Regions from separate parts of the Homo sapiens genome. Here region 2 is linked to region 1. A link is an interaction called in ENCODE POLR2A ChIA-PET data of the cell type or tissue named here. Cell type or tissue: OCI-LY7. All regions are shown on one strand. Links, peaks and the distances in the headings refer to the core of each region. The heading gives the core; the rest is flanking DNA.

Region 1 (9,513 bases), core at 548-8,547:
AATCCCAGCAATTTGGGAGGCCGAGGTGGGCAGATCACCTGAGGTCAGGGGTTCAAGACCAGCCTGACCAACATAGTGAAACCCCGTCTCTACTAAAAATACAAAATTAGTTGGGCGTGGGGGTGCATGCCTGTAATCCTAGCTACTCGGGAGGCTGAGGCAGGAGACTCGCTTGAACCTGGGAGGTGGAGGTCGCAGTGAGCTGAAATGGTACCACTGCACTTTAGCCTGGGCAACAAAAGTGAAACTCCATCTCAAAAAAAAAAAAAAAAAAAAAAAAAAGAAAGATGAGCTGGGATAACTAAGTTCTCTGTCTCCTAAATTTGAATTTAATTATGCAGGCAGACTATACCAGTTGGTAGTATAAATTAAAGCTGAAGAAAAAGCACCATGAAGCAGAGTTGGGTTCATAGCAAGGCACATGAAATGCAAAATCATGAAGCAATAGACACTGTAAGTAAGCAGAAAAAGCCTCAGAGCAAAGAAAGGAAAACAAATCTGACACTGGGTGGTGGAACCAGAAATAGAAGAAAAGAGAGAAAGAAGGCGGACGAGTGTACTTTATTATTCCCTAGAGTTGTACCACAAGAGCTTTCTAGTTTCAGTTCTAATTACAGTACTAAATCAATATATATCCCTAATGTTCATTAGCTGAGCATTGAAGGACTTCCTGCCTCAGAGCCTTTGCCCTTCCTGTTCCTTCTGCCTAGAACACTCCCTGCACCCCCTTTCCCATTCATCCATTCAGCAAATAATGGAGAAAAAATGAAACAGCAAGGGCAAAGCCCCTGAGGCTCTGCCTCATATTTCTGTTTACTCCCTGCCTTCCTTCAGGTCTCTGCTTAAATGTCACCTATGACAGAAGCATTACAGGTTGATGGTTTATAAAATGACAACTTGCCCATCATTTTCTGCCTCTTTCTTTATTTTGTTTTATTCTTTTTCATAGCACTATCACCATTTGACAAATTGTGTAGTTATTTTTGTGTTTTGCTTGTTTTCCCAACTAAAAGGTGAACTCTGCAAGACAGAGCAACTTCGTCAGATTAACTACTATATCTCCAGTGCCTAGGACAGTACGTAGTAGGTGCTCAGTAAATATTTGCTTAGTGAATGAATAAATCCAGAGAAAGGTCCCTAGAGGAGATGAAGCTGTGCTGGGTCACAAACAGTTTTTCATGTGAATACAGATAGGAAAGGCATTCTAAGCACAGGAAATAGCATTAGCTAAAGCTCAAAATCAAGAAACAAAATAGTATACAAAGCCACAAAAATATGAACAAATTGGTGCACATATAGTGTAGTTGAAATGAGATGCAGGGACACAGTAATTAGAGACAAGTGTAGATACATAAGCCAGATTATGCAGTATTAGATGCCATGCTAAGGAACATGGGCTTTATTCAGCAGGCGAAGAGCATCCACTGAAAAGTTTTAAGCATATATTAGGACTATATGGTAGGCAAAATTCTAAGATAGTTCCTCAAATTCCCAGCCCAAGTGTACCCATATCTTCTCTCGGTTATTGAAGTAAACACTAATATATAACATAACATAACATAACATAACATAACATAACATAACATATATTATGATATAATTGATATATATTAGATATCATATTAGTACATATATTATATATAATATGTATTATATAGGATATTAGTATATATTATATATTATTAGTGTATATTATATATAGTACATATTAGTATGTTAGTATATATTATATAATTGAGATATATATGTATGTGTGTATATGTGTGTGTGTGTGTGTATATATGTGTGTGTGTGTGTGTGTGTGTGTATAGAAGAGATTTTTGCAGATGTAATTAAGGTCATAAATCAGTTGACTTTAAGATAGGGAGATTATCCTTGGTGAGCCTGACCTAATCAGGTGAGCCCTTAAAAGGGACTGAGCTTTCTTTCTTTCTTTTTTTTTTTAGACAGGCTCTCTCTGTCATCTGGGCTGGGGTGCAGTGGTGCAATCTCAGCTTACGGCAACCCCCACCTCACCTCCTGGGTTCAAGCGAGTCTCCTGCCTCAGTAAAGATGAGGTCTCACCACGTTGGTCAGGCTCGTCTCGAACTCCTGACCTCAAGTGATCCACCAGCCTTGGCCTCCCAAAGTGCTAGAATTACAGGTGTGAGCCACCGCACCCAGCCTGAGCTCTTTTGATAAATTGGATATAAGTACGATTCTCCATTGCTGGCTGGGGCCATGTGACAAGCAATGGGAATGGCCTGTAGGAAATGAGAGGGCCCCTGGCTAACAACCAGCAAGGGAATGGCACCTCAGTCCTACAATGGAAAGGAATTGAAATCTGCCAGCAGCCTGAATGAGCCTGGAAGTGAATCCCAAGTTCCAGCTGAGACCACAGTCAAGCAACACCATGATTTCAACCTAGTGAGACCCTGAGCAGAGATCCAGCTACTCCTTGCCTACAGAAATGTGAGCTAACAAATGGGTGTTTCTTTATGCCACTGTGCTTGTGGTAATCTGTTATACTAGAATAGAAAAACTGCTAGACTGTGTGGAAAACAGCTTGGAGAGGGTTAAGACTAGAGACAGGGAGCCAGGGAGGGGGGTGCTGCAGTCATCCAGACATGGGAGGAATGCCCAGAATTGCAATGATCCTATACCTCTGAAATTCATAGGGGCCTTCCTTCCCTGCTGAGCTGAGCACACAACTGCCTTTGAACTCTACGCTTTAAAGCACCCTGTAACTTTGGAGGAAGCTGCTTTCCATTGATAGGTTGGCTCCACCAGCTCTGATCAGTCCATTCCCAGCTTTTCCATCTTCCTGCCAACATGCGGTATCAACAAGTTTCCTGTCTAAGCCCCCTGAGTTGTAAAAATCAGTCATGCTTCTCACCAATAGCTTCCTTTGGAGGCATGGACACATAGCAGCTCTCAACCTTGGCAGCCCATGACAATGGTCTTGAGAGCTTTTAAAATCATGATATCCAGCCCAACCACTCAGAGATTCTCATTCAACTGGGTCTCAGGCATCGTGTTTATTTGTTTGTTTGTTTGTTTTAACTCTTTCAGTGATTGTGGCCTATAGCCCTGGTTGAAAACAACAGAAATATAGCCTCAATTTGAAGGTACATGATTTGAGAGATGATATTTAGTAATAAAATGTCATTTTCTCATCTATCTTTCAGAATAGCATTATGGAATATTCTCTTTTCGCCTCCCTCTTCTCTTCTTCCTTCTGCTTCCAACTTTCCCAGTAAGAAAACTAACATCATTATTATGTAAAATTTGTTACATTAACATTTCATTATAGAAATGATTTCAAGTAGTTGATGAGGAGACTAAGGCTCAAAATAAGTTAAATGAATTGCTTCATAATCACATCGTTTGTGGGCTAAACACAATCTCAAACCATCTTCATGTCCCAAACCTTATGTTTTCCCCATCAACACCATTCCATAAGGAACTGTAAAGAATATATCTACCTCTGTTTATATCAGCCACCACCTACTGACTATGTTCTAGATACTATCAAGTATGTTTCAGATTTCATTTGAGTCTCACATTGATGTTATGTGGTAAGAATAGATACTTCCACAGTGATAAAACTGACGTTTGAAGTGGTTAAAAAACTAACCCAGGGTCAGACAACAAGTAAATGATTAATTCAGAATATATGTAGCAATCTTCTGATTCCAAGTTCAGTGTTCCTACTGTATTCACTTGATCCTAGAGACGAATGACTCTGTCAAAGGCAGAATATCCTTGGAAAGAACATTCTTCAGCCCAAATAAAATAAAAATAATCCCCACTATTTCTTCAAGTTTCTCCCCCACCACTTGGGGTACTCACATAAATTCTCCACTTGATTCTAAAGCTGCACTTTATGAAACAGCTTGCTGATAACTACAGTGATCCTAATAAGATACTGTATTCCAAAAATCATGTGACTATACAGGCACACATTGACACATATGTGAATACGAGTGACAAACACAAGACATCTATACCACAGAAAGTGAATTATGATTATTCCGGGAAGTGAGTGATTTTTTTCCTTCTTGTTCTCCTTCACTTTCTCTTTCTTCTCCTTCTCCCTGCCCCTCCTCCTCTTCTTCTTTTTCTTCTTCTTCCATTTCTCTTTCTAAATTTTCCACAATGCAAATGTAATATTTTATAATTAGGAAAAAGTTAAATGATGAAAAGAGAAAAAAATGACAGTCTCCAAAATTCTTTTTTCCTGCCTCATCTATCCCACTGCTATGTATTAATACTCAACCCCTCTCCTCCAAAGTTTATTTGGTATTAGGCTCAAATAAACCCTCTCCTTATATATTGCTATATTCATTCATTTACAACTGCAGCTACATGCCTATAAATTGCCCATGACAATAGAAAGATAAGTAATATTCTCCCTTTGTCCTCAAGAACCTCACATCTAGCGTGACAAACTAATTAATGGGTTATTATTACATAACTTTGGTATTACACCATAAGAAAGAAGGAACGCCTTCATTCTCTACTTTTCATCTTGAGAAAAATGTCTTCATGGCTCCACTTATCTTTAGTTTGAAAGGGTCTATACCTGGCAACTGCTCCATTATCGGAAAGTCACACAAATCTGTCTTGAAACAGCATGTGTATTTACCGAAAGACATAGAAAGAGAAAATAGCAGTGGTGGAAGAATGGACCTGCAATGTTGCACTGTAAGTAGGGTGGCCTTAGCATTTATCATTCAAACCTTTGAGATGCTTGTGAGAATGGAAAAGGGTGGCATTAAAAGTTATCCTAGGGGCCAGGTGTGGTGGCTCATGCCTGTAATCCCAGTACTTTGGGAGGCCAAGGCAGGCAGATCACTTGAGTTCAGGAGCTGGAGACCAGCCTGGCCAACATAGTAAAACCTCATCTCTGCTAAAAAATACAAAAAATAGGCCGGATGTGGTGGCATGCACCTGTAATCCCAGCTACTCAGGAGGCTGAGGAAGCAGAATCGCTTGAACCCGGGAGGCGGAGGCTGCAGTGTGCCAAGATCGCACCACTGCACTCCAGCCAGGGTGACAGAGCGAGACTCCATTAAAAAAAAAAAAAAGCCGGGCATCGTGGTGCACACCTGTAATGCCAGCTACTCAGGAGGCTGAGGCAGAAGAACCGCATGAATCCCGGAAGTGGAGGTTGCAGTGAGCCGAGATCGCGCCACTGCACTCTAGCCTGGGTGACAAAGCGAGACTCCATCTCGAAAAACAAAAAAGTTATCCTGGGCAACAGGCATGAAACTCTCAATTTTTTCCAAGAAAACTGTGACATATATTCATGCTTATATGGAATTAAGAGAGTCAAGACATTTTTTCCCATTGAGATGACTTCTCGTGGAAAATCAAAGATATTTATTGAGCCCTTTCACATTCAGTTTTGCAACAATCTTGAAATAATTCCTATTCATGTCATTTGCATAATTCCACACATGGACCACCTGCTTTATGAGTTTGCCATGTATGTAGAGGACATTTCCACCAGCTCGGTATTCCTCATGGGGCTCCCAGTTCCTCACCTGCATCCTAGGACAATTCTGCCCAGGAATTTATTCTTCTGGGTCCTTTGTCTCTGCAGCCATACTTCTGAAACCACAGCTGCTGGGCCTCTCTGAGCCTTCTTCATGTGATGGCAGAGGCAGGCCTAGTCGTAGCTGCAGAAACAAAGGTGAAGGACCCCCTGAAGCTGGCTGGTGGGTAAGGAGCAGTGGCTCGGGCTTTGTTGCTGGTATGGATTTCTCCTGTTTGCTGTGGAATAGAATTTAGGGAAGTAATGAGGGAGCCCTGTCGTGTTCACCACACACAGGCTCCATCAGTGCAAAATTTCACTCGGCAGATGAACACAGACAGATGCACATTTTCTTCACCAATGAAATATTAAACATGACAGTTGTGTTACTCATCGGGAAATGCTGCATGCAAAATGCATGTGTAACCCACGAGGTCTTCCTCATTTCATCCCTCCTGCTTGGCTAGGGTTCTAGGAGATGATATTCCTCCTGCAACGATGTTCAGGTATCCAATTCCAAAAGTTACGGTCAATGGTATCTTTGGGAAGATAATTTAAAGGCTTTTGGCTTTAAATTAAGGATCCATTAAGATAATAAAATGTTGTCTTTGACTTTATTGTTATTCTGCCTAAGGGATCTGTGGGAGAACACAGGATTAAAAACTATGGAGAGAAAGATTCCCATCACTATGGAAACAGATTCATTTATTTTTATAGGCTGATTTCTAATTCCTCTCCCTGGGCAAAGCTCCCACTAACTTCTGATGCTAGGAGATGATGCTTATTCAACAGATATTTTGTTGCTTGGGGTTGCTTTTCCTGTTTATTTGGAGAGAAGGGTGGTAGGAGAGGAGGGCTCAGTAAAGAGGCAAGCTGTATAAGAATATGTTTTCAGTGGTTTGACTTAAATCAGAGTAGCCAACTGATTGGAGTGAGAAGGCCATATTTAGAACTCACTACCAATATAGGAAAAGGAAACCCCTTAAGTGTTACTAGCTTGACATCAACTCTTAAAAAATGCAAAATACAGAGAGAGCAGTTTCAAGAAGCATAACTCCTGAATAAAATTCTGTCTGTTGACTATGTTCAGCCTAGAACCTCATAACTATATATAGAGAACATCACAAAGGGTAGCATTCTTTAGGAACCACAATAGGTTTCCAGTCAACTATTTTTAACTACTCATTTCTTACTGTTTTTGAAGTTTATATTACCCAATGGGATGCCAAATTCTCTCTCTTACAAGCAGGGATCTTGTGGATAAGGAACAGCTCTTACTTCCCCTATTAGCTACTTCCAAGAACAAATGAGGATTGTAATTGATACCTGCTGCTATGCTGTTGCACTCTTAGCCTGAGAAGTGCTAGGGATATAAATAGCAGCTTGATGATTTAACTCAACCTGGTTTAAGAGATCATGTGTTGCTGTTACTTTGCATGAAAATGACATCATGCCTGGTTATTCAATGTGCTGTGCAATCCAACAAACTGAGGATGGCCAATCACAGATCTCTGTATCAGAATTTGGTCAAAGCTCTGGAATGCAGGATGAAACAGTGCATGCAGAACTGGTAGAAAGATCAGTGGAGCAATTCATCCATCAAATCTGACCAAACAGCTGCCACTCCCCTTTCAGGCAACTCAGACATTAGCCATCAGTCCTGGAAAGCCATAGGAGCAAAGCCAGTTAAATCATGATTCAGCAAATTGAAATTCAAGTAAAGTGCAATGCAGCAGCGTGTTTGCGCACGTGTGTGGGTGTACGTATATGAAGAAAGCCACAGGTGTGGTGAAAGATTCCCTAGATTGAGTTCCCTATTTAATCTTTAATATAGAGGAGACAAAATTTAGAAATTGGTTTTAAAATGTCTGTTTCACATTGCCAAATATTTGACCTCAGGAAATACCTGGATGTTTGGCCAACTTCTTCATCATGTATTTGACACAGGTACCGTTCTATGCTTACTTCAGTGCACATATGCACACAGGCCTTCAGAGACGGTTAGCCCATTTACCCCATTTGGCTGCCTCTTATCCAAAGGACTCTAAGTGACACTGAAAGCAGGATGCAGAGGTGGGTAAAAATATGTGTAGGAGAAGACTAAGTAACTCAACCTGGGATGGAAGAGTACATGATGTAATATTGCATATCCCAAGGCCACATTTTCCACAGCAGGTGGGGGAGGGTGGTATATGATTTGAGGATTTTGGCAAAAGCACTGGCATCCCTCTGTATTAGAAATAAAAACCAAGAGATATCCGTATAATAGAAAACTGGATAAATCACACATTAAAATCTTTATTTCAAGTCAATAACCGTATGTTGAAAGAAATGTGCAAGGTACTAGGCAGGAGACAACATTACCATACACAGGCCTCGCCCTCAATGCCTTTACAGTCCGGTGAAGGATTGAGACACAGAAACAATGAATCATTGGCAAAAGAAAGGGGGAAGGAGGAGTCTAACGTGATGCTAAGATTCCTACTTGAGTGACTAGCAAGAAATATGGAATGATGAGCAATTAAATTTTTTTTTCAAATATTACAAAGGCAACACGTGCTCGTTCATCCCCACCACACCCCACCCTGGGAAATAACATTAAGTCAGCTGATTATTCCACCATTCCCATGTCCATTCAAACACACAAACACATATACACAGGTAGAGTTTTTTGTTATTTTTGTTTTTATAATAACGGGATGATGTACATATTAATTTGCAAGCTGCTTTATTCACTTCAGAATATATCATAGATGCGTTTTCACACTGAAGAGCTGCAAGATGGCCATAATTCATTGTCATCTATTCTGCTCTGATGGGAATTCAGGTTGTTCCCAGTTTTCTATCACTAACAATAAGCATCCTTACAAATATATCTTTATATAGAGAGGTGCTTTGAATTCAATAAGATAGAGTCTAAAAATAGGATCGCTGGGTTAAAAGGTATAGGTACTTTTTTTTTGTTTTTTGAGACAGAGTCTCACTCCATCACCCAAGCTGGAGTGCAGTGGCGTGATCTCAGCTCACTGCAACCTCTGCCTCCTGGGTTCAAATGGTTCTCCTGCCTCAGCCTCATGAGTAGCTGGGATTATAGGTGCCTGCCACCACGCCCAGCTAGTTTTTGTATTTTTAGTAGAGACAGGGTTTCACCATGTTGGCCAGGCTGGTCTCGAACTCCTGACCTCAAATGATCCACCTGCTTCGGCCTCCCAAAGTGCTGGGATTACAGACGTGAGTCACTGTGTCTGGCCAGTATACATACTTTTCATTATAACTAAGTCTTCCAGATTTCTTTTCAAAGAAGGTGAAGCAATTTATGTGATACATGGAAATTCTTACTGATGATGAGCAACTCTGGGAACTGGAGACCTGAGTACGGCAGAAAAAGGAAGGGAACAGTATTTAGTTTGATTTTCAACTAGTTAAGTCTAAGATGTCTGCTGGATGTTTCTAGGTTGACACCTAGTAGGTAGTGAGCTATTCAGCTCTGGCACTAACAGATTTACATGTGAGTGAGGACAAAGGAGTGGATGGAATAGCTCTGAGGAAGAGAATGGAGCCGAGAAGTGGGGTGACTATAGATCTCAAGGTAGCTCCTCCATCATGAAGCTGAGTGGAAAAATTCGGAATTAGCAAAGGAGGCTGTGGGTGTGTCTGAGAGGTAGGTGGAAGCAGAAAGAGTGCAAACTAAGGGAAACAAGAGGAAGAGCCAGTCTCAAAAAGCAGAACCTGGACTACGGCATCAAACGTGGGGTGAGATCTTTAATCACAGTGACCTGGATGTTGCTATTATATCTCATGTTTAGGGCACAGAAATGGAAATTCCAATCTCATATTTTTTTAAAAAAATTTTGCAATTCCCATGGTAGCCTTGGGAATTGCAAGTGCCAACTGCAAGGAATAGGGTGATACTGACATGTCAAATATACTTTTATCCAAAAATCATCCCAGGGCGTCCCAGCTATTGGGGATTATACTCTACACCCCACAAGAAG
Region 2 (9,513 bases), core at 1,053-9,052, 350 kb after region 1:
TGCTGCAGAAAAAGGAACAGTATCATGCTGTCTCTGTAGTCTTGGAGATACTCTTTGGAGGAGAGGAGTAATGATGTCCTGTGATTAGAAAGAACATTCAAAATCTTAAATATCTTGGGACAAAGGATATTTCCTTCTAAACTCCTACTTTGTTACAACATGGTGTTATATAACTGTTAAACTACAATCTAACTATAGTTACCAGAATTGGAAATTTACATTCCAGGGATAGTCAGCCACCATGTAATCACAGGCAACTACTACAAGCGCCTTCAGCTGTCCTTATCTCTGATCAACACCAGAGGCTTTGACAAGTGGCTTAATAAAGGCTAAAAAGGGTTTTCATGGGTGCAATTAGTGGCTTGCAATTAGCATAACACATGCTAGAAATGGGTTACCATAGATGAAATTAGAGGGGTTCAAAACAGGTGGATTGGGACACTCCCCTACATATATTAATACATGAAAACAGTATCAAAATATAATGAGGCTTATAATTGCAGCTTAATCGCTAAACATCCTGTGCCCAGCCAGTGGGTCAGCAGATTTTTGGTTTCCCAATAGTTCACTGATTCCTGACACTGAAATAGGGCTGCATTGCCTCAAGTGAACCTTACCTGCAAGATGTTTTGGGAGACCAAAAAGGACAGAACTGTGGCTTCATCCACCTGCAGAACAAGTGTTATAACTGTGCTTGCTAATAAGCATCTGCATGAGTGGAAAAATTTAATCTAAGACTTGCTTTCATTACAACCTGGTGCCAAGCAGGTGAGGAGTGGGTAGCCAATCATTATACCCTGTAATTATTAGGGGGCTACTAAGATCTACCCAAAAGCATATCCAAGTAAGTTTGTTTGGGCCTGTTTACAAAAGGCACCCACCCTCTGAATACACCTGAACACAGATTCTTGTTGCCAGATATTTCTATAATCTCTATTCCGTAAAATCCATCCCTACATTAATGGGATTAATTTAAATAATAAAACTGATACTGAAATAAAAAGATATAAATGAGATGGAACCCCTGAAGGACAAAACAGACTGCATGGTTGAACAATCATACTAAGCTATAATTTCACCTTCTATATCATCACTACATCTACAACCACACTGCATTAGAGAAAATCCTAGAATTATATGTGTCCTATGTGAAAAGGAAAAATCAAATTGTTACCAGAACCAAAAGTGAGCTGGGTCTGCCCAGTGGGTACAGGTAGGGGGTGTGTGCACATGGGCATATTTCATATCAGTGAGGACCAACGCTCTGCATGGCCCTTCCCCCTTTAAAGGCAAGTGGAGAAGGGTGGAAAAGGTCAGGATTTTTCAGAACACTTTTAATGGGATTTTAGTTTGCAGAGACTGATGCCTGGAGCTGACTTTGGCAGCAGTTGAATAGAGAAAACCAGACAATGAAATAGAACTTTCTGGGGTCAGAAAAGAGAAACATAAAACAAAGGAAATGAAAGAAAACTAGAGTTTAGGTTGAAGGAAATTGCGATGAGGCTTTTTGTAAATAATACCAAAAATTAAATTTTAATTTCAAGTTACTAATGTTGTTGGAGAATGTAAGCCCCTTTGACTCGCTATAAAGTCTGATCCAGACACAAAGATCTTAGGTGACTGGTTTTGGTGCTTCTTTGGCATGAGGTGAAGCAGGGGAGGTGGGTGGCAGTAGACGTGTGGAGCTACCAAGAAAAGGCTATTTTTTTTCTGTTTGTATTAACTGTGCAATGCTCGAATAGCACATGTGAAATAGTGAGATAATTTATAAACAGTACTAGATGTGACGGGAAGCAACTTCCTTCAGGGCACACGTGAATTACATATATTTAGGTTGGTGCAAAAATGATTGCATTTAATTGTCATTAAAAGTAATGGCAAAAACTGCAATCATTTTTGCACCAACCTAACAGATACCATTGTGGGTGCATTGAGTTTAAGTGTTAAAAAAAATAGTAATTACAGTTATAATTTCCTTGGTAACAGAATCTTATACCTAAATTGGAGTCAAGGCTCCCTTAAAAAAGATCATTCATTGCCACGTACTTAAGTCTCTACCCAAAAAACAAAATTCCAACACCAAGAAGCCTAAGGAGAGGTTACTGAGGGGGCATATTCCCTTTACCTGGGGTTCATAGCTCAAATCATGGAGACACCAGCACTTATGAGATGCTGAGCTCAAGCCACTTCCTGGGGCTCACGGGCAGAGCAGCAGACATGTAGAGGCACTCCTAGGAAATCCAAGTGGAAGTGGTCCAGGAAGCTGCTCCAGCTAAGTAATATGCGACTCACAGCCAGGAGCCTGGGTTCCCAGTCCCTGATGGCAGACCCTACCCATCATCCCTCATCTGTCCACAGGTGCTCCCCACCCTCCATTTTCTACCAGAACACTCACTCTCGACACTCTCGAGATGGTTTTTACTTACTCTAAGTGATATTCCCAAAAATGGACACAATCTTAGCCCCCAAATGATGACCACGTATAACCATTATCTTAAGTAATTTACAAAGATGAACTTACATATAAAGATATAAAACATAGATGAATTATAGAGTAATACAATTTTCTACTTTATAATTTTCACACTCAGTGACCTCATATTGATAAACAATATGTCCACCAAACTTCTGAACTGGAGGTGAAACCACTACCAGGGCTGAAGGTGATTGCAAAATGTTTACCAGCATGGACTCTGAAGCCAGTTTGTTTGTGTGCACATCCTGGCTGTCCCACTTACCAGCTGTGTCACTTGGATAAGTTAATGCTCTCAATGCTTCAGCTTTCTCATCTTTGAAATGTGGTAGTTACAGTATCTAAATCGTAGAACTGCGTTGAGAGTTAGCACATGTAAACGTCTAGCCACTGCTGTACTGGAATTGACTCCTATTTGCCCACAAGAGCCTACTGGTAGCATGTCTTCCCAACTCCCCACTCCCTTCAGTGACAGCACAATCATGGCTTGAAACTGACCATGGTGGGAGTATTTACACCACAGAAACTGGCAAAAGCTACAAATCGGAACTATTTTTGAGATCCAGTTTCTAAACATTTACCAATTCACCAATGTATGTAGCACAAGGGCTGGCCAATATTAGATCTCAAGAAATGTGAGCTATTAATAGAAAAGGCAAAGGAAAGACCCTCTGGCAAGTTAAAGGATTTTTCCCCACCGCAAACAATTCTTTGCAATTACACAAAGAAAATTGTATCAAACTATTCTCTAGTGACAGGAAAACTTAAACATAAGTCAAATTTCCACATTTGTAGCTAGATTTAACAAACTATCTTTTTGGCCAGAATCACCTGCCCATTTTAATCTATGACATGGCACTAAGGTGCCTTATAAAAAATATATCACATATAACATGTCGGTTCTTTTTCAATGGTCCTGCCAAATTCAAGGACATGTGGATTACATATTCATATTGAAGTCTGTAAATGAGTTCCTTTTTGGGAATCAGTTCAAGGGCAAAACTCTTAAGTACTCCATGAACAACACGAATGTCTCCAAGGTACAATTTTAAAGAAAGGACTGATAGGCTCCTTCTTCACCCCAACTAATACTAAAACCAATGGAACAGAATCTTGGCAGAGGCTCCAAATTTGTTTTAAAGAAGATGGACACAGAGTGAGAGAAATTAATGAAACATAGTTTTCTTTTCCTTTTTTACATTTATTGGTAGAATTTAAAATCAAGTTAAGTTTCCTGGAGTTCTTACTCCATAGTATTCTTGGGCAGTGCAGAAACAAAGAGAATGAATTTTTATGGCCTTAATTTTATTTATTTTACTTTTTAGTGTTAATAAGAGAAATGAGTAAATCTACAAAGGCAAACTCAAATTACCAATGAACCAGAAACCTGGGAATATTTCCTTGTTATGGGAAATCCTAAGTGTTTCAGAAACATTGTTAATAATATTCTAAAATCTCCTTTTGCCATCTCTCTTCAATTAAGAATTTGATTGTGTGACTCAGGCCCACACTACATAACAGGCCAAGTTGCTTAAACTCTACCCACTCATGTGGTTGCCATTCCCTCTCAGTCACAGTCATTTGCACACCAGAGGTATAGGTTTTTGCCTATAGTTCTGGGTGAGATGTTCATTATTCTTATCAGATATCCAGATAATTAGGAAAGAAGAAAAGTAGTCATCACCAATACACTATTCCTGAGCTACAACAATTTCAAGTTTCTCTTAAATCAAAAAGCAACTTGCTGTGCACATAGTAGTCAATGTGGATGACTTTGTCTAGGGAACTGCTGCAGGTAGATAGGATTTGAATGACAGGTTGCCTTAATATTTTGATTAGAGGTTTGGGACATGGTGTAGTTGGAGTGGAACATGCATGGCACTTCCAGAGATGAAAGTAATAGATGTTTATGGCATTATTCACCAGGAAGAAAGTGAAGGAAAGCATTCTGCTCCAGAGACAAAGATAATCGGAAATCATGTATCCTCAGAAACAGATATGCATGTGCACAGCTGCCTACTCCACCAAAAAGAAATATAGAATGCTCACTTACTTTTCCTTCTCCTCCTCCACTAACAGCAGAGAAGCCCTTGTTGACCACGGAGCTATGAGTTCTTAGCAGTGCAGGTGCAGAACCCTTGGGGCATATGAAACTTACTTAAGCAGTGAAGTAACTTCCTGCAGGTCAACTTAGGAAATCTCACAAGGCAAGGGTCTAGGCTGGTGACAAAAGCTAGGGTTAAGCCAAGTTGCTTAAACTGTATCCACTCATGTGGTTGCTATTCCCTCTCAATTTTATAATGTTTGGGTGCTAGATAGACAGAGGAAGCCTAAGTATATTAAAACATATGTAGTGTTAACAATCAAAATTTCAAAGAAAAGACCCACATTTATGACATTTTTGGTCATTATTATACATGTGACAGTTATGATGATATTTTCTGCCAGTTATTCTACTTAGTATTACTTTGATATAGCCAGACCAGTTTTAAGTTCTCCATTCTTTTTGTTCGTTTTTCCAGCATCCATAAATACCATTAAGACAAGTTGTCAGGACTCCTGAAGGGGGCCTCTTAAATAAAACCCTCTGTCCTCCCTGGAGGAAAGAAAGGAAAGAGGAGCCCTAAAAGAGAGGAGGCCTTTTGGAGCCAGTGACTGAGAACACATGCCTGAAAACAGTAGATCAATAAGCTATGCAACTCACTGTTTACCCACCTGACTCTCTCTGCTTCAGGGCTCCCACCCAAAGGTAAATCAAGCCTCTTCCAAGTCCACATCCTACTATGTGCAGAAAAGCTAGAAAACTTAATGCTGCAGCCTTCTAGCTTGTAACTTCCCTCTAAGTTATGGGGGTTAGGAGGACAGATGCCTATATTAAAGATGTAAGTGGCTTTTCTCTTACCTTTCTCTCCCTTTTCAGAGAGCTCAATACCCAACTACGCTATTCACCATTCCTCTTCTAGGAAAGAAAGACTGATGTGGCCTTGCTCACTTTTCAGGACATGATAGATGCATTTCACCTGTTTCAGACCCGTCTTCAATATTGCCAAAACCACAGAATTAACTACTTGGGGTTATCAGCTTCTTTCAGTCTCAGCCCTTGTATAGGCTTTTGGAGTGAAAGAACACAGGTTTGAATCCTGTTTTCACTACTTACTATCCTTTAACCGTGGATGAATTACCCTCTCTAAAAGACAGTTTTGGTTTCTATAAATGAGAATAAATCCTACTCTTAAGGCTTGTTATGAATTAATTGGGATGATGTATATAAAATGACTGGCATACGACAAGCTACAATCCCAATGAATAGGATTGAGATTTAATACAATTAAATAATTTAAAATAAATACAGAAGAGAACCTCAAAAAGCCTGAGCTCAGTGACCAGCTTTACTGCATGTGGAGGAGGAACAAGGGTAGAAGAGGGGATAATAGTGGACAGAGGAGGTCCACAGTTATTTTGAATCCAAGATCGTGTCTTTGGATGATAGTGTGGCTGAGTCCGTATATAAACAGAGGATTAAACTGTATAAAATATCAAAAGAACTGTTTATGCATTAAAGAGAACACTTCTCTGCTTTTGATGAAGCTTTCCACATGGAGGGAGCTCATTTAATGTAACACCCATGATCTATGGGAGTGACTTGCCTAAGCGAAAAATTTAAAGGAATAAACTGGACACGCTCAGCTCTTCTCTTTTACCTCCTGGTTCTTTTGTATTCCTCCAAGAGCAAACCTGCCATCTGTCACCCCAACCCACAGAGAATAGGCCTTGGTCCAGCACAGCCCATGACTAGGTAGGAACATCTGATGAAACGCATACTCCAAGTGAGCCTTTAGGAGTAATAAAGTTGGCATTTTGAATTCTGATCTGCTTTACTTTCTTGCTTTAATTCTTACCTTCCTTAGCACTCAGGTTGGACAGAGGGTTTTCTTTGACAGGCCCCCTTTAGGGATTCTGACAATTTGTCTTAACGTGTTTTATGGATGCTGGAAAATGAACAAAAAGAATGGAGAACTTAAAACTGGTCTGACTGTATCAAAGTACTACTAATTAGAATAACAGGCAGAAAATATCACCACGACTACTGTCACATGTGTAATAATGACCAAAAATGTCGTAAATATGGGTCCTCCTAGTTTTCTTTGAAATTTTATTTGATTATAATACTAAATGTGTTTTAATATACTTAGGCTTCCGCTGTCCATCTAGCACTCAAACATTACAAAATTGAAAGGGAATGGCAACCACATGAAGGGATACAGTTTAAGCAACTTGGCTTAACCCTAGCTTTTGCCCCAGCCTAGACCCTTGTCCTTCAGGATTTCCTAAGATGACCTGCAGGAAATCACTTTACTGCTTAAGTAAGTTTCATATGCACCTAGGGATCTGCACCTTCTACCCTAGGGACGTAGTTATTTAGAGAGAAAGCAGTTAGAATGTGAAGTTCATCAACAGTAGAAACTCTCAGGATGACCCAGATGGCCAACTTCTATGATAGAAAATAGGATTTTAATTGACAGATTCGATCCCAGGTTCCTCCCTAGGGCTTCCCAATAGAGGTCATGAACTGTGATGCAACTGCATGGTTTTAAACCACTTTCAATTAAGTTCACACAAGACCCCCGTGGAATGCATTTCAAGCGGCAACAACATTCTATATCCCAATATCAGTTGTTCCGTCCCATCTCCCAGCTCTCCTATGTTTACAACTTTAATACAAGAAGCTTAAGTTGTATCATTCTCTGCTACTGATTATGCACCTTTCTTCCAGACTACTTGCATCCTTTCCAAAATGCATCAGCTCTGTCCCCCAACATTGATCCCTCTGATACAAGTGGGTGAGTTCTTTCTGCTCAGGTACCGACACAAAGACTTCACTTTCTTGATCCAATTACAGTCAGACTGAGAATCTGACAAGGATTTATCCTTGAAATCAACCAAGAATCCTAGCAGTTCAGGGGCTCTATTTGGTAGTAAGATCTTTAAACTTGGCGGCTGTTTTGTTATTCAGTTCTGAATCCCCAGCGCTCAGCAGAACAGCTTGCATGAGTAGGTCTTTAATAAATCCTTGCAAATGAATAAATGAAGTACTTGACACTTTAAAAGCAAATCTCTGCATTGAAACCCTTAGGAAATGCTCCATAAATTAAAAAGATGATGAGCCAGAAGGATGATTAAAGGAACCTGCTTAAAAAGGTGTAAGAGACTCTGACTCCACTCAGCCAGATTTCATTGCCTAGAAGTTTCCTCTTTTATACCCCCAGACGGGCTGAGCTGTTTACATTTTTACTGGGTTTGACTGCTCAGAATAAACCTCTCCCCTCATGCAGCTTGAGTATTTTGGCCAGCCTACATTTTCTACATTTTATTTGGTAACTTCACTTTAGGGAAAAGCTGAACACACACACACAGAGCCAAAGGTGAACTCTAATTGGGTTAAGTTGATCAACAACCACTTTCCCTTGGCCACTGTGATTGGTCCAGGGATGACTCAAGGGTCTGAGACTCAATCTAATGAGATATGAAGAGTTGCTACTTGTTTTGTTGGTGTTGTTGTTATTTTGTTTTTTTTGAGAGGGAGTCTCGCTCTGTCACCCAGGCTGGAGTGCAGTGGCACGATCTCGGCTCACTGCAACCTCCCCCTCCTGGATTCAAGCAATTCTCCTGCCTCAGCCTCCTGAGTAGCTGGGAGTACAGGCGCCCACCACTGCACCCAGCTAATTTTTTGTATATTTAGTAGAGACAGGGTTTCACTGTGTTAGCCAGGATAGTCTCGATCTCCTGACCTCATGATCTGCCCATCTCGGCCTCCCAGAGTGCTGGGATTACAGGTGTGAGTCACCACGCCCAGCTGCTTCTTGGTTTCTAAGAAAGTTAGTTCTTTACTCTTTTGTGACTACCACTGAGAGTTTTTCTCTCTCCTCCTGCAGGACAGAAGCAAGAAAGCAAAGAGCCCTAGAAACTGCTAGCAGCTGTCTTGTGATAAGAGAGGCCAGCCTTAGACTAAAGCAGACATACTGAAAACAGAGAAGAGAAAGGTAGAGACAAAAGGATGGCATTGGTGAACTGCTGGCCCCAAGCCTGACCTACCTCCGTGACTTCTCAGTTACAAGAGCTGATAAACATCTTATTGCTTTAGCCTATTTGAGCCCAGTTTTCTGTTACTTGCACATGACTAAAGCCAAATTCACTGAATTGATCAAGGCAGCTCTAAATAAGTTGCCATGTCTTTGCTGCGTTGAGAAGATTTAAACACAGCAAAGTTAAGTGACCTGCTAGGGGACTTTTGGTGTGGCAAAAGGAATGTGAGAATGCAAAAGCCTTACCACTTCCCAGTCTCTGCCCTCACCTCTGGCCACTTCAGCCTCCTAGGATTCATTCAGTCATTCACCTGCATTCATTGCATGCTAATAATGTTCAAGCCACTGCCTCCCTACTCTCTAGAAGCCTGTAAATAACTATAAAATGTTTATAAGCAGATTTAGAAGTATTTAAAAATCAAGTGATTATGTTAAAGTATTAGTATGGTAGATTCCCCTGTAAGATTTCCTTTAATTGTAAGCCATATTGTTTTCTACAATTACAACTTTGACTTAAAAGAAGTTTAAAATCAACTAGAGATGTATTACTAGTAAGAGTCATACTGTGAATACAAACAACATAATATCTATGAAATCTTATGGAGCACAGAGCCCCATGTTCAATATTTATTGGACATCTACCCTATGTCATGTACTGGCATATGATGAGCACTTTACATACAGTATCTCAACCTCCACCACAAATTATTATTTCCATATTACAGATATGGATGCCAAGATGCAGAGAATATCATTGACTTGCCCCAAATCATACAGTGAGAAAGCAGGGGGTTAGGATTTGAACTCAGGCAGTCTGACTTCAGTGAGCCTGTTGCCACTGTATAATTCTGCTAAAAGACTTCACAGAGTATGGGAAGTAGAATAATTGTCCCCCAAAGATGTACATGTCCTAGTTGCCTGCACTCGTGAATATGTCAGATTATATGGCAAAGGGGA

The links. ChIA-PET counts read pairs that join two places held together with the same protein. Peaks named below come from ENCODE experiments on the same cell type or tissue, not always from the same donor. Only the 100,000 strongest peaks of a DNase experiment are listed, where the experiment ranks them.
Region 2: POLR2A ChIA-PET joins it to region 1 with 5 read pairs; 1 of 35 experiments calls an interaction of 5 or more read pairs at or near these places.

What each region holds. Positions count from the first base shown.
Region 1 is chr4:81,625,127-81,634,639 of GRCh38, forward strand. No RefSeq gene overlaps it. Among named protein-coding and RNA genes, the nearest start is that of RASGEF1B, 160 kb to the left of the region's middle. In OCI-LY7, for the core only: no CTCF peak of the experiment used is centred there; a DNase peak (open chromatin) is centred at 6,955; H3K4me3 peaks cover 1,466 bases; H3K27ac peaks cover 3,378 bases.
Region 2 is chr4:81,978,719-81,988,231 of GRCh38, forward strand. No RefSeq gene overlaps it. Among named protein-coding and RNA genes, the nearest start is that of HNRNPD, 390 kb to the right of the region's middle. In OCI-LY7, for the core only: no CTCF peak of the experiment used is centred there; a DNase peak (open chromatin) is centred at 4,613; H3K4me3 peaks cover 1,205 bases; H3K27ac peaks cover 2,082 bases.